2 separate regions of the Homo sapiens genome follow, and region 2 is linked to region 1. A link is a loop called in an ENCODE intact Hi-C map of the cell type or tissue named here. Cell type or tissue: chondrocyte. All regions are shown on one strand.

The links. Peaks named below come from ENCODE experiments on the same cell type or tissue, not always from the same donor. Only the 100,000 strongest peaks of a DNase experiment are listed, where the experiment ranks them.
Region 2: it touches region 1 in a loop (2.2-fold over the local background); 9 of 110 quality-filtered maps call a loop at or near these places.

The regions. Positions count from the first base shown.
Region 1 is chr2:199,456,450-199,464,449 of GRCh38, forward strand. SATB2 (SATB homeobox 2) reads right to left here and starts at 1,490. Exons shown (of 11, transcript NM_001172509.2): 1 at 890-1,490. RefSeq lists a silencer at 2,681-2,810 and enhancers at 3,077-3,371, 5,866-6,631. In chondrocyte, CTCF peaks have their summits at 3,006, 7,124 (motif pointing left) and 7,372; DNase peaks (open chromatin) are centred at 2,032, 2,992, 3,262, 6,195 and 5 weaker places.
Region 2 is chr2:199,016,821-199,024,820 of GRCh38, forward strand. No RefSeq gene overlaps it. Among named protein-coding and RNA genes, the nearest start is that of SATB2, 440 kb to the right of the region's middle. In chondrocyte, CTCF peaks have their summits at 3,281 and 3,484; no DNase peak of the experiment used is centred here.

The sequences.
Region 1 (8,000 bases):
AGGGTTGCGGAATAAGTGAACTTCAGAAAAAGACGTTCCACCCACATGGGAAGGGAGTTGGGGGTGTGCGCAAGTCCATAACCGAATTAACCACCCGGTAAATGCGCTGTGAATGGCCAGGCAGGAGCCAAAGGCCGGGCGAAAGAACCCCTTGAATACCCGCTTTTTACCTATACGGAGCAAGTCCTGAGATAAGCACACACCTGCATAAAATCAACCCTAATTCCACATTAATAAGCATCCGAAAACACTTGGAGGTATTTATCAGAATAACCTCCATCACAAAGGCGGGCGCTACAATCGTTATTATTTTGGAGCGTTCTTATCTTCATCTGATCCCCAGTGCTTTTTTAAAGCTCTTCAATATAAAACACAAAAGCAAAAAGCATTTGAATTCTTAGTGCAAGAGCAGCCTTCATCCGCCCCAATTTTAACATCGCTCCAGAAAGTTTTCCTCTGGGTCACTAGGTTGGCAGTGCGCTCCCCACGGAAGCCGCAGGTCTCGACACCCCTGGATTGGGGGGGTGGGGGGGGGCGGGGAAGGAGGGGAAACACCTGATGAAACGGCGCTCGCGTTGTCACTGACACCCGCAAGAAGCAAGACCCCGGCACCGTACTGCGTGCGCGCTGGGAATCCTCGTGGGCGCTCTGGCCGCGCGAGCAGTGTCGGCGCCACGGGTCAAGGAGACAAGGTGGGGGTGGCAGGGGGAGGTGAAAGGAAGGATGCGAGATGAAGACACGGAGCAGGAGGGCTGAGGGCGAGGCTTCCGCCTGCATTCCCCGACTTCGCGGTCCGAGAGGCCGAGAGCGGCGGGGAGGGGACTTCGTTGGCCCTGGGCTTCCCCGAACTCCCGAGCGCGGCGCGGGAGCCCTCGCCCTGCGTACTTACTGCTCACGGTCTGTCTGAAACTTGGCTGACTGGGGCTCTGTCCATGGAGCAAAAGTAGAGAATCCAGGGTGGAAAGTTTCTGGTGCTTGGCTTTGCAGTGTTCTCCTAGTCTTCCTCTTTACTCCTTCCCCTTCCCTCTTCCCCAGGTCCTAATGTTTAAGGTCCTGGGTCAGGGTGTCTTCTTCTGGTGCGGAGATGGTTGTTATGATGATGATGGGGGGAGGGAGGAGGGGGAGGAGGAGGAGAGGGAAAGGACTCCTCCAAAGGGACACCCGAGCGAGCGGGGGAGGGGACGGCGGAGGAGGGGGGAAGAGAAGGAGGCTGAAAGAGCCTTTTCACACCTTCGGGAAGGAGACCCGTTCTGGAGAGAAAGGGCTGAGAACCCGGAGGCGGCGGCGGCGGCGGCGAGCCGGGGCTGCTGGTTCGCAGGGCGGCTAGCTCGCGAGGAGGCGCGGCCAGAGCGGTGGGACCGGTAACACCAAGAGCCGAGAAGACGCAGGGACCCGGGACCGCGCGCGGGAGGAAACGCGGCGGCCGCCCAAGCTGTCACCTCCAGCCTCTCCCCTCTCGGCCGCCTCTGCCAGCAGCCAGAGCCGGACTCACTGACAAGCCGCAGAGAGAGACACACTGAGAGGGAGATGATTATTAGTTGCGTTGAGTCATCAGGCAAAGTGAGTCCTTTTGGGTTGTCCTCGGTTTCCGATTTCTCCCCCTCCCCCTTTCGGTCCCCAGATCTAGCGCCTTCAAAATAATAATTTGGGGTGGGGGTAGGGGAAGTCTCTGGATTATTTCGGGATGGGGGTGGGGGGGATGGATCTAAACCCAAGCCAGACTGGTCCACCGCAAGAAAAGAGGGGAGTGGGGGGCGGGGAGGAGGGCTGGGGAGGTTGCGGGGGGAGGGGGGCCCCGCCTGGCAGGAAATTAAACATCAATCAATCAATCGCTGTGAGCACGGCGACCCAACGGCGGCGGGGCTGCGAAGGAGGCAGAGGGACAGGCGAGGGGCGGGTGGGAGGCAGGGAGGAGGGAAGAGGAAGGGGAGAGTCGGCGGTCGGAGCGGGGTGACGAGGACCTCATGCACGAGGCGGCGAAGGACCGATGGCAGAGAACCGAGTGCGGCGCGAGGCGGTGGCCGCGGCCAGCGGGTGGGTGCGTCTGGGCGCAGGCGGGCACCGGGGCCCAGGGTCTGGTCCTCCTCCTTGTGGCGGGTCCAGGGCGCGGCCGCCTCGCCCAGCCCCTAGGCGCACTCGTCCCGGCGCGGAGGCGGCGGCGACAAGGCAGTCGCTGGGTGCCGCGTCTGCCGGCGGAGACGCAGACCGACGCGCAAGAGGCGACCGCGGCTGCCTCGGCTCCCAGCTCTGTTAACTGCGCGGAGTACTTTCGACTTTGGAGATAGGAGGGCGATCGCCTCCCCCACCCACCGCCTCCGCCCACCACCCACCGCCTCCGCCCCTCCGAGCAACTTTTCCCGGTGCCTGCGAGCTCCCCCTCCGCGCCGAGCCGAACGTCCCGGCCCGCCGCGCTTCGTGCCGCCGCGCGCGCAGGGAAGGCCGCTTCTCCTTCAAAGCTGGCACGGCCGCGAGTCCGGAACAATAGTCGGGGTGTCCCGAATGCCAGGAGCACGGCCACTGCCCGCCGGGCTGTGGGTGGCACAGGAATGGGGGTTGCGTGGTGGATGCAGAGCGGGGTGCATCCCTGGATGGCATCGCTGGAGCGCTCGCCGCTCCGGCGACATCGCGAGCGGTGCAAACCGGGCCGCCTGGAGCCCGTGACGCGGTGGCGGCGAGGGCGGTGGGGCTGCCTGTCCTCGGGCTACAGGACTGGGGCTCCTGGGGACCCCAAGCTGCTCGAGCCCAGGGCTGCTGGCGCCAACAGAGCTGTGCCCTGAGGACCCGGCCTCCCCGCCCGGGGGGAGGCCGCACAGGAGCGTCCCCAGCAGGTCCCGCGAAGGCGTAACAGAGCCACAAACTTTTGCCGACTCCCGCGGCCGCGGCCGCCGGCAGCCCGACTCCGGCCGCGGTGCTCATTTAAGGTGGCGCGGGCACTAGCCGAGCAGGCTGGCCTCTGGCCGCGCTTTTGTCCCTGCGATTCCGCTTGGGCGCGCTGCCTCCTTAAGGAAAAGCACGTGGGCAGGGGCCGCAGCCCCCGCGAGATACCCGGGGCGTCGGCGGACATTAGCCGCTAGGACCTTAGGCGAGAAAATGTGGACGCATCCCCGCCGGCCCTGAGGCCAGAGAATCCCCCCTCAACTGGTTGCACCTCATGTCCCTCCCGCACACGTTGACTCTCCCTCCTAATCCCCAGGACCCCGAGGGCTCTCCCACATCTCCCGCAGCAAGAGCCACCGATCCCCCTTAAGAAGCGTTGACTGTACGGCGGCGCCAGAGGGCCAAACTAAGTTCGGTTTCGGGAAACGCTCTCGGGAGCAGTTCTGTAAATCCCTGCTGGGAGCAGAGACTGCGAAAAGCTGAGTCCGCCGATCGTGCCCGGGACAAGGCTGCCTTCCACTCGCCCTCGCCGCATCTACCTGGTAGGCGGCATGCGCACGGGCTTAGAGGCTTGAGAGCCTCTGGAAGAGAAAGGGTCCCAGGAAGGAAACCTGCCCCCGGCCTAAGTGTCGGCGCCCAGATCACCACGAACCCCGCACCTAGGCGCCGCCCACCAAGTTCCAAAGAAGTCCGAGGCGACCTGGGAGTCGGTCGGATCCCAGCCGAGAAAAGAAACAAGCAGGATAGCAATTCTTAGGGGAGCCACCCTGGGAGTTTTAGGCAGCGTTTGCCTTTCCCTGGTTTTCTTCACCAAGCCCCATCCTCCCCCCGCATACCACCCCCAGTCAAAAGAGTGGGAGAAAATGCACAGTTCGAAGTCGGTGAGAGCAAAAATGGGTCTAGTAAATCAACCCGTGGTGGTAGCTAAAAGGTTTGGGGCTGCAAAGAAACAAACTGTAAGTTTTGAGCAACAAACTTTTTCTTCAATCTGTAATATGTCGAAATGGGAAGGGGGTGTTGCAAAAGCCAACTACCACTGTCAAACTTAGCCCGTTTACAACATGGGGAAAGGCGTATTTCTTACTAATATCTCAACAACGATAACAATGCTGTATCCTTCCTTACCTTGATGTTGAACTGCGAATCCTCCTCCGGATCAATGTCCAGGAACTTAGAAGAATTGGTGATATTAGGAGTTCAGTACTTCTGGAAAAAAATGCAAATGGTTTAGCCAGGATCTTTCCTGTCTGATTCGTCACTATTATTATATCTGATGATGCGAATGGTTGGAGCGATTCAATCCTAAGTCATTAATGAGCTATTTTATAAACACCACTGTCTGAAGATCTTCATTTACATTTTGCTAAGGATCACTTCGCTAACCTCACAGGCTTGTGTCAACAGCATGATTTGCAGGACTTCAGTTACACTCTTATAAACAACACGGCTGTATTGTTAATCGGTTAATATTTTATAAAGTGTAAATATTTTATTATGTTTTGAAGGGAACTATTGATTCTAAATTATTAAACCCCTGAGAAGGACTATTTAAATGAAATATACAATTAAGTACAATTAAATGTACATTGTGGTTAGTTTGTTTTCAGATTCTGCACCCTTTTAAATTCATTGCTTTTCTCTTTACTGGAGTTTCCTCTTGTCCATTTCTGATACTGAAAAAAATCTATCATGTTAGGAAAAAGCCTAAATTATTTAAAGTTGCATTAAACTTAGAGGAAAATGTCAAATACGATTAATTATGACCAGAAATGTATTTTGGATGTTTGTAGAGTTGTATTTCATATCACATTTTACAAATTTCTTCCGATTTAAAGGAGAGTTCTAGGAAGTTTTGTGATCTATGTCCGGTGTGGGTTTTTGTCCTCTCGAGTTTTGTCTCTAATAAAGGCCTTTTTTGTTTCAAATTACATACGCTTTTTACTGCACAATTTTTGTATTGACCTTATTTCAACTGAAGCGATTATTTCCAGCAGGTTTAATTTCGACAATAAGATATATTTTAATAGTTTTACCTTTCGCTAGAATTTTGTATTGTTTAAAACAGTAAATGAATAAATTTGCTGATGATTCAAGAATATTTGTTTGGTTTCGTTTTGTATCCCTCAAAAGGTTTATTTCCAAACTTTTTAAAACAAAATCACGAGAAAAGAGTTGTTTTAATTACGTTTGATTTTTAAAAATACTTTTATCTAAAACCCATTTTGTGCATTAGGAGATAGTTTGCTTCCATGCTCAAAACATGGAGTTCACATCTGGGGGACATTTTTATCCCTCAGTTTCCTTCTAACTGACGTTTTTGTCGGGAATCTGCTCAGACTTTTCCCCTTTTCTTCACCCACCTCCCAAGTTTTCCTTATGTAATTTAGTAAAAGGCCGCCTGTTTTTCACAAACACGGATTTGTTATTTTAAAAATCAATAGATCTTTATATGCTAGTGTTAAAGGTGTATGGTTTTTCTTATTTCCATCTTCTCTCCTTTTCTCTCTGTCAGGCCTTCTTTTATGGCCTGCACTCTAATGACGTTTCTTGATTTCTCTTTGTCGACACCAAGTTTTTGTTGTGCGTGCTTTCGACCCTGGTCAACCTTCCTTCCTAGAGGCCCGCTCCGGACAGCGTAGGCCTGGGCGCCTGGGTGGAGGGTGCAGGGTGCCGGGCGCGGGACTTCGGCTCTCGCCTGGGCCATCCCGGGCTCTGAGGGCCCGGCATCCATCCCCAAGGTCCATGGCTTTCAAGTTCGGTCACCCAGGCAGAGAGACCCTGCCTTTTAAAGAGCCCTGGAAAGTTGCGCCGCGTTTTCCCTCAACCCTGGAACACGCAGGGAAAACTATGGGAATCGCCCGCGTCAAAAGCTTTCGACGGCTTCTAGGAACCCAAGCGGGCCTGCCTCTTCCCCTGGAGCTTGCCCTCCTGGGGGCGGGAGGAGGGCGGGAGGGAATCATTTCTTTCAAATGAAGCCCACGCCAGCTCTGAAGCCAATTTCCGCCGCGGACTGTCCGTGGAGAGTTGGCGACCAACACTTTCTCGGACGGCATAACCGCGAGGGGCTTAGACTGGAAATCAGATGCGCCAAGAGGACAAGAGCCAGGGGCCAGAATACCCCAGTGGGGGACGCGCCTTGGAGGACGGTTCGCCCAGGGTGGGCTTCAGCCCTTTCCCAGAGTGCTCCGGGCGTCTGGGGACTGACCGGAGCGCAGGGCGGGGGACACTTACTTCGTTATCCGCACGCCTTCCTCGTTGGCATCAGAGCCGGACAAATCCCAACCCGCGCCAGGCAAAGATAAATGACTCCTGGCTCCCCCGGCAGCTCAGGGGGTCTGGGCGGGGGCGGAGAGGGAAGGAAGCCGTCGGCCGCCGGAGGTAGAGACTGTGGAGGTCCTCCTCCCGGCCCCAAGCGAATGAGCCCCTGCGGCCCGAGCAGAGAGATACGCCTCAGAGGGACGACTGATGGGGAAGGATGGTGGGCAACGAGTCTGCGCTAGGCGGTGAGCCTAGCACCCCAGAGGCCCGAGGGTCTGGGGCTAGTGGGGCCGACCGTTCAGGAGCCGGGTGGGCGGGAAGGGAATTGCCAAGGTCGGCCCAGGAGCTGCCTCAGGCGAGGACGGGGAGCTTTCTGCACTGGGCTTCCCGGGGTAGGAGATGGGCGTCGGGTGTGGGCACTGCCTGCCCTGGGGGAAGAAAGCGAGGAGATAGGTTTCAGAGCTGGGGGAGTCGTTGGTGGGAGATCTGGTGTCCCTTCGGCGGCCGCGGGCCGGGGGACCGGGGAAGACGGAGGGTCCTGCGGCCTGGAGCACCACCCTACCACACCAGGCAACGCCCCCCGGGGCGCCCTTCATTCTTTTGCAGAGCCCAGAACTTAATAGGTGGGTCCCCTTCTGCAACCACGCTGCGAGAGAATGACTGCCCTGCTAATCTAGTTTACTTGTAGAAATCGACTGTAAACCGGGACAACAAGGCAAGGGTGGGGGAAGAAAAGGAAGCGCCGAAGGAGCCGCCGCTGCGTCCCCGCCCCCAGCTCGGAGCTGCCGGGGTTGGGGCCCCGGGTGGCGCTCCCGACCCGCCGCGTTTTCCTTAGGGAAACACCGAGTGAGGCAGAGGATCTCAGGCCCAAGGTGGCTGCGAAGAGCCCCGAGGCCTCGGCTTGGCGTCAATGTCCCGCCACCCTCGAGCCCGGGTCACTGCCCGGGTCCCGGCCCGGAGCCCCAGCGTCCTCTCCCGACAGCGCCACCGCGTGGGCTGAGGCCGAAACCTTCGGCGCCGGCTCTGCCGGTCGCGTCCCGGAGCCAACCCTTCCGCGTCGCCTGCAGTCCACGGGTTAAGGATGTGGCGGGGGATGGGCAGGTCCCTGGCCCAGGGTACCACCGGGCCACTCAACACAAAAACGCCCTGGCGCGTGCAAAATACGAACGCCCACAGTTTGTCCCAACCCCTTGAAATGAAAAGTACACCTGGAAAGCCCAAGATAGCACCCGGTCCGCACCCCAAATTTCAGGCAGGCCAGCAGGCGTCCAGAAATCCGCTCCCACCCCTCGTAGGGGCAGGCAAGCTCAGGCAGCCGGGTGCAAGGGGGCCCAAACCGCAGTTGCCTCCCGAACGCTTTGAGGCTATGGGCCCACGCCGGTCTTGAACCAAGCGGAGAGGGCGAAAAAGCCCGCTGCGGGACCCACGGTCCCAGACACCTACTGGAGCCAGGGACGAGGGGGGCAGTGTATCCGGCGGCCCAAACTCGTAAGGAGTGGGGGCCAACTTAGAGGGCTTCCCGAGCTGGCGCCTCGCCTGTTTTCTCGGTATCACGAATCCCCTCGGACACCGTTTCAGTCCGTCAAGACCTTGGCCTCCGGGAAAGGCCCAAGTGACTGTGACGGCGGCGACTCGGGCTCAGTTCTCCCCCACCCCGTGGTGCCTTCCCTCCCCGCCCTACAGCCAAGCCCAGAGGAACAGGGCATCGCCTCGCGCGGTCCCGGAGCCACATCCGGACTTGGGAACCCCGTGTCGGGCTTAGAGGACTTCACTGGGCGGGTTGGGGTTTATTTTCAATAAATTCAGCTGTTCACATACACCCCCACCACCATTTCCACGCGCGCGCGCGCACACACACACACACA
Region 2 (8,000 bases), 440 kb before region 1:
AGTACCTACCTCAAAGGGCTATTGTAAGAATTGAATGAATTTCTATATGAAAAGGATATAAAGGAGTGCCTTGGATATGGTAAGTCATCTCTAAATGCTTACCACCATTGATTTTCATCAACTGGGTTGACATAACCACATCGACTCAAAACTATTTTTTAAAGTCTGAGAGCATTTGCATTGTAAAGCACAGAACTCTGCCTACGTTGCTGGAAAATTATATATATATACACATATATATATGTATATATATGTGTATATATATGTGTGTATATACACATATATATGTATATATGTATAATGTGTGTATATACACACATATATACGTATATATGTGTGTATATACATATATATGTATATATGTGTGTATATACATATATATGTATATATGTGTGTATATACATATATATGTATATATGTGTGTATATACATATATATGTATATATGTGTGTATATACATATATATGTATATATGTGTGTATATACATATATATGTATATATGTGTGTATATACATATATATGTATATATGTGTGTATATACATATATACACACATATGTGTGTGACTGTGTGTATCTGTGTGTATCTCCCCTCTTTTTTAAATCTTCATTTATTATTTTCACAAATATATATTAAACATCCAAATGTTATGCACTAGAAGAGGTGCCAAGGTTAAGGTACTAAACAAGAAAGACAAACTCCCATGAGGCCTTAATTCTTGAGAAGAGAGAAAATAAATGTAAAGAAACAAAATGATCAAGATGATATCAGATAGTAGTAGGGCTGCATATAATACCAAATGAGTGATTTAGTAAGTGGGTAAAAAGGGTAGGGTCATGGTGGAGGGAGTGATACTCTAGAAGTAAGATGGAAGCTGAGATCTAAAGACAACTGTTGGGCAAAGACTGAGCTGAGCACATTCCAGAAGAGGGAAGAGCTGCTGTGCAAGGAGCAGAAGGAAAGCCAGCATCTCTAGAGTGGATTGAACCAAAAGCATGGGAGATAAGGTCAGAAACTTAGTCAGGAGCCAAATAATGTACAGCTTATAGGCCCTGGTCAAATTCAGATTTTATCCTAAATGAAATAGGAAGCCATTGGAAGGTCAGAGTGAGGAAGGGTGTGATCTGATTTGTAATTCTAATCACCCTGGAAGCTAGGCAGCAAATGAGTTATTGGGTGAAAGAGTAGAAGGGGGCAGAGCAGCTAAGAGGCACTGCAGTCAGGTGAGAGATGACAGTGACAGTGTGGATGCACAGATTCTGGATGGACTTTAAAAGCAGAGCTGACAGAAGTTAGATTGGATGATGATGAAACCAGGATAATGGAGAGATGGGAGCAAGAATGACCCTTGGTTTTGGCTTGAGAAACCACATGGCTGCTTATTTATGGAATTCAGAAGACTTGGGGAGGTGTAAGTTTGGAAGAGAAAATCAAGTGTTCTTTTATGATACATTTTATTTTGGCTACTCATACTGAATAAGAGATGCATGTATTTTTCTAACTTGGAAATGCATTTTAAAAACTCATATTTTCACCTTCTGAAATTTTAGCATGGGTGAAGCTAATCTTAACTGACCAAAGGGAAAAATTTTCCCTCCCTTTATTATCTGAGCTATGTGTTCCATCTGTACACACATAAAAACCATAACTTAAAGAATGTTATTCATGTTCCCCTATATCTTACTATGGAAAGTTTTAGAAAGCATGAAGTCAAGAGACACAAAAACCATACCTACCTGACTTACATTCTATCAAACCCACCATATGACTTAAAGGGACATGGAATAAATGAACTTAATTGTGCTGAGAATGTAACAGCCAAACATATAACACACGGGGGCTAACAAAGTCTAGAACAGCTTGTGCGTAATGTTTTATACCATTTCTTAAACATTAAATAGTTCTCATTCTTAATGAGTAATTCTTCTTCTATTTCAGGTCTTTGACAAAGAATATAATCAGTTTTGCTATAACTCTTGTTTTGGAAATGTGAATTTATTCCCACACAATTTATATAGTAGAGAATAATTTGAGGACAATGCAAATTTTGTATTTGTGTATGCACCATGTTGTCCATAAGCTACACTAGAGGAATGCAGGAAGCTGTACCCAATTCATACAAGCTACACAGGAATACACAAAACACACATATGCTCCTCAAACATCTGCCAGCTACCTCAGTTCACCAGCCTGTGTTATGAGTCACACCCATCCACATCTGCTATTAGAACTTTCCAGCTGATTTCAGATAAGCCACCTTCTACAATTTCACAAAAACTCATAAGTTGCAACACTTCTGACACCCACTTACACAAGCAAACTTCAGGTTTGTTTCAAGGTAATGTGACATATTTATGGTAAAATAGTATTTATGTATTTCCGGACCATGTAATGTGTGTAAAAGAGAACTCTCATATTTGTTAGATTTCAAACTTGTTTTACGTATCACTGACAAAGGTTTTGAGTGTTGTGCCCCTTGTGCATAAGCCCTACAACACATATGTCATATTATAGCAGAGTTGACTGTATTTGAAATGCAAATTCACAGTCTTTCTGCATTAAGTTTCTAAAACTAAGCAAACATGTAGGATCATCAAGGTGATTACAGAACTCTAATTATGGTTTCTTTGAATCATAAAATGTGTTTAATAACAATTCTTAGAACAAGAAGGATTTTATAAGCTTAAGAAAATTATAACTTTCTGATTGCATATGCTTTATATCAGGTATAATATTGTGTTTCTATCTTATTTGGGTGTTAAATTTTTGCACTTTATTTTTATGTCTATATATCATACACGCTTACATGAGTGAAAAGAAGTAATTAAAAATAATTCCTTTTAGTTTTAAAAGAAATTGTGAATTTTATGAAATATGTGTGTGTGGAAAGTGGAGTTATAAGTGCAATCTAAATTCATCCTGAAAGAGTTAATGTTGCCTAAATGTTGGATACTTACAGTAAAAAGAAAGGGAGTAGGAAAAGAAAGGAAAGAAACTTTACTCTTTAAGCAGGGAAGAGGATTACTGCTTTCAAGAAATTTTAATAATGCAGGAAAAAAGTCTTAATGCTCATTAAAATATTATAAAATTCTTATAATCCAGACATACAATGGATATGTTTGTGGAAAAAAAAGAGAAGAAAATATTAACATCAAAAGTCTTGCAGACGGTTTCATTCTGAAGCCCTTGAGGTTTAAGAAGGCATCCCTCCAAACTGTACCTAACTAGCTCAGTGTGTGGGCGTGTACCAGAGACGCCTGTCCACTAGGGGCTAGACTTTCACCAATAAACTGCTTTTAACTACAGCACTTAAATCAAGTCCTATTTAACTGGCATACAAATACAAGGATATTTTTATTAAATTTCTGAAATATAATTCCTATCATAAAGAGATAATTTTAAAATAAGTACTTCTGATCAGTTTAATAGTTTAAATGTAAGTGACTCAAAGATGTATAGTCTCAAATAAAATGCTACTGCAGGAACTTTATATTGTGAATTAAAATCGTTTGATCATAGAAATATTTGGGCTTTTTTTTCCTCTCTTTCACTTTCTAGCTTTGTGAAGACTAAAGACTTTATCATGCACTAATCATGCTTAATTAACATCAAGCAATCAGGTCATGGTGTGCCTATTGTCATACAAATATATTAGAAGCAGCACAAGACTATAAGTATTTTTTTTTAATTTTTGGAATTCACTCATTTATCAAAGATGTACTGAATTACTTCTGGATACTGTTATTTGGAAATGAGTTATACTGTTTTTTATTGTCTAGTTATTCCTAACAAGGAGGTGTAACTTTTATGATAACAAAAAGGAGTACTTTTTAAATTTAAGATTTATTTATTAAACTCCTATGCATCCTGCTGTAACCATACAAAGATGAACAAAACAAGAACCCTATCTCGTTTGTCAATCTCATTAGGAAGACAGACAGGCATATAAGCAAAACCCTCCCTGAACAACCACCTTCTCCCCCGCTAAGGTGTATAAAGGGCAGTGGTACACTGCAATGCAAGGTGTGCAACAATTACAAGCAATGGCTTTGGAATCAGAGAGAGTACAGTCTAAATATTGGCTCTACCATGTGATTCTCAGCATGTTTTTAGCCACTCTAAGTCTCCCTTTCCTCACAGTGAATCAGGAATTGTAATTCCTACCTCACAGGATTAAGTGGAATAATGTATGTAAATTTCAGTACAATGCCTGGCATGTGCTAAGTCTTCAAAAATGGTATATGTTTTCACAGTGGAGCACTAAGGAAATGTGGAGCAGGGCATTGAGAACTGACATCTACCAATCAACACGTGATGAACAGAGGCAGGAAGATTGTCACTGCACCAAGGGCCATCTACTTTAGTGTTGCACAACATTAGAGTTTTAGGGTGAGGTTTTGTGTGTGTGTGCGTGTGTGTGTGTGTGTGTGTGTGCTCAAGAAGCATAACCACTTAATGGCACAGAGTCTATTTTGAAGCTCGAAAACCAGTAAGACCATAGAACTCTCTCAGGAGGAATGAGGAGTTGGCTGAGTTCTGCCCAAGGAAGTTCTCACAAGAGGGCATTGTAAAATGTCCTTATTCCTCAGAACTTAACTTTAAAATGTTCCCACTGAAGTCCAATGGGAGTTTTATGGGAGTAAAGGATAGAATTAGGTCTTGTGTATTTTTAAAGGGTCATTCAAAAAGGCAAAGTCTAAATTTTTTACAGATGGCAGAGTAGGAGTAATGCAGTTGGCCAAAACTGACCTTTTATGTTTTCCAAAAGCAAATGTTTACTGAAAGAGGACTCTGCTATACTACCAATGGAGAAAGAAATCTTGATGCTTACATTGGATAGCTCGGTACACATTCACTGCCAAATACATTTATAAAAATCAATAATAATATTTTCCATGGTACCTGTTTTCAACCTTCCTCCAAAATTTTGCCCTGTAGTTGCTTTTTCTCAAACACAAATATTTCTGAGGAAAAATAATATTTTAGGTGAGAATAGGCTTGCGAAATCGTATGCATTTTAGGAGCCTCACTGTGCCTTCACAGTTCTAGCTCCACCACAGTGATGCACAGGCAGGGGAGAGGATGACCAATGTCACCAGGTCTTCTGGGTAGTGAATTTAAAACTGGTGTTAAGTTCTTCCAGAATGAAACTCCTTTTAAACTTTGTTCAAAGAGGGAAAGGGATGTTAGAAATTCCTGTGCTCTTTTGGACATTAAATAATTCTTAAAAAACAAAATTTCGATGTGTTCAGTAAGTTTTAAAAAGTAAGAAATATTGAAATCCATCAAACATGAATGGGAAAACTTAAAGTGGCTTGTGACGATACATATTGGGTTTTGTAAACTTTAAAAGCTCAGGGAGAAAAAATGGAAATGTGAGCTCAAATTATCAGTAAAATTTAATCAACCCACAACAGCCATAATTTAGAACTTTCTTATTTTCACACTTACTAAGTGGGTTGCAAGTACCATTTTAACATGTAGGTTTAAAAAAAAATTGTTCCATAGCCGGTCCCCAGAAAATCAGAACCATCCCACTTTTCTCATTCAGGAGAAAGCATGCACAGTAGATATTGAGACAATACTTTATAAAGTACCTGGCATATACGGAACGATTTTGGCAGCTAGACCCCAGATGGCCATGTTCTGTTAAGGATTGTAGAAGTCTATTCCTTTTAAAAAAACACACACACACAATAAAAATAAATAGATAGCTTAAGTGTAAAATAGTATATTCACTTTGGAAAAAGTTGTGACAGTTCTTATAAAGTTAAATATATACTCACTTTTTGGAAATTGTAATTCTACTCCTTGATATTTACCAAAAAATAAAAACATATCAAAAAATAAAACCTACACACATGCACAAGAATGTCCATAGCAGCTTTATTCATAAGTAGCATAAACTGGACACTCAAATTTCATTAAGAAGAGAATGGATAAACAAATTTTAGTATATTCTCACAAAGGAATACTACTCAGGACTAAAAAATATTAATACACACAACATGAACAAGTCTAATAGATGTTACCTTGAGCTAAAGAAGCTGAACACAGAGGAGCATGATTTCATTCATATGAAGGTCAGTATTAGACAAAACTAATCAACAGTTTTAAAAATCAGAAAAGTGGTTGCCTCACTGTGATGGGGAGGAATAACTGGGAAAGACTATGAGAGTACTTACTGGGATGTGATGGCAGTGGCAGTGTCTAATTTTTTCAGGGGTGTAAGTTACATGGGGCTGGCTACGTGCATTTATCAAAACTCATTAAATTGTAAACTTAAGATTATGCATTTTGTTGTAGATTAGTTTTATCTCAAGATAGAATAAATGAATAGATTCTTAAAGATTTAAGTATATATCATGCGAATAAATAAAAGGAAATATGACTTCTTTTATGTGCCTTCCTTTATTGCTGTTTTTGAACTTAAATGGTTCTAACAACTCAATGAACATATTTATTTCTGCAACTGTGCGTCATTTTTCTAACTGGTCTATTTTCCAGAAGGCAAGAGCTTGTCGTCTTTTTTTTTTTATTTAAATTGTTTGTAATACAGCACATAAATTGCCATTAAACATGGCAATGCAATGAGAACCTCTAGAAGGAACAGGTGGAATCACTTCCCTTTTTTTTTCTTATGACTTTGAGAATAAATCTCCCCCAAATGACACCTTTCTCCTTCAAATACTTTAGTTGTATATTTTATAACTTTTACATATGTCATTTTTACATGACAGTCACAGCTCCCACCTGGAGTTTTGCAACACTGTCCGCATGTTACCTTTTTTTTTTTAGAATATGCATGTTTTATTCTGAATAATTTTGCATAATAAAAATGAAAGTACAAAATAATTAAGACACAAAATATTTTAACAAGCTGAAATAAATCATGAAAGAAAAAAGCAGAAATGTAATCCATGGCAAAGTCTTTCTTATAAAAAGTTCAAAAACAACCTTTCAGTTTCACTAATGGAGATACTTGAAGCTCAAAATCTAAATCCCAATACCAGGAGTCTAAAATATTTACTATAAAGGCAATGAATATTAATGTTAAGAATAGCCAGATTCAACGAGTGAAGTTAAAAAAATATATCATGCAAATGGTTTAATATACCACAGGAATTGTGACTAAACATGCTAGAAAAAACTTCAAGGAACCCAAGATTTATATCAGTCATTTCAAAAAAGATTGATTTTTCACTACCCCTCTTATTCATTCATTCATTCATTCATTTCTTCATTCTATAACAAGTATTTATTGGGCATGTATTATGTATGTAATATTCTAAGAGCTTAAAATGCATAAGAAATTAACAGATAAACACCTCAACTTTTCATTGAGAGAATGTTGATAGTTATATGTACTGAGATGCAAAAGTAAGGTAAGGAAAAGAATATGGTATTAGGGGAGGGAGTTCAAATTTTTAATAGGGTAGCCAAGAAAAGCTCACTGGAAAGGCAAGTTTTGAGAAAGAACTGAAGGAAATGAGGGAGTTCAATAATGCCAATATATGTTGAGGTAAAAAGTGATGCTGTTTCTTCCACTAAAGGGATGTATGTGATTAATGGTAGCATTAAGGTATATCAGAATGGTTTCCTGAAGCAATCAAGCCTCTTTCCCAAACAGCCACTCTCATTACTGGTTCTTTACTTTTTTTCTCTTCCTTTCTTCCTTCTTTCTTTTATTCCTTTCTTCCTCTTTTCTCCCTCCCTTCCTTTCTTTTCTCTTCTCTTATTATTTTTTGGGCCTAGTGCATGACAATTAATAAATAGAATAAAAAGAGGAGATGGAAAATGACTTTGATTTGCCCATAGCACATAAGGTTAACAACCTGTAAGTCTTATTTGTAGTAATTTAACAGTAAAGACCACATAGAAAATGCATTTTATAGCAATAACACTGATGATATAAGAGTAATACGAGCTAAGTAAAAAGTCATTTCTCTCAAAAGAGAACACTCAAGCAAAACTCTTTAGATATTTAATTATTTACACGT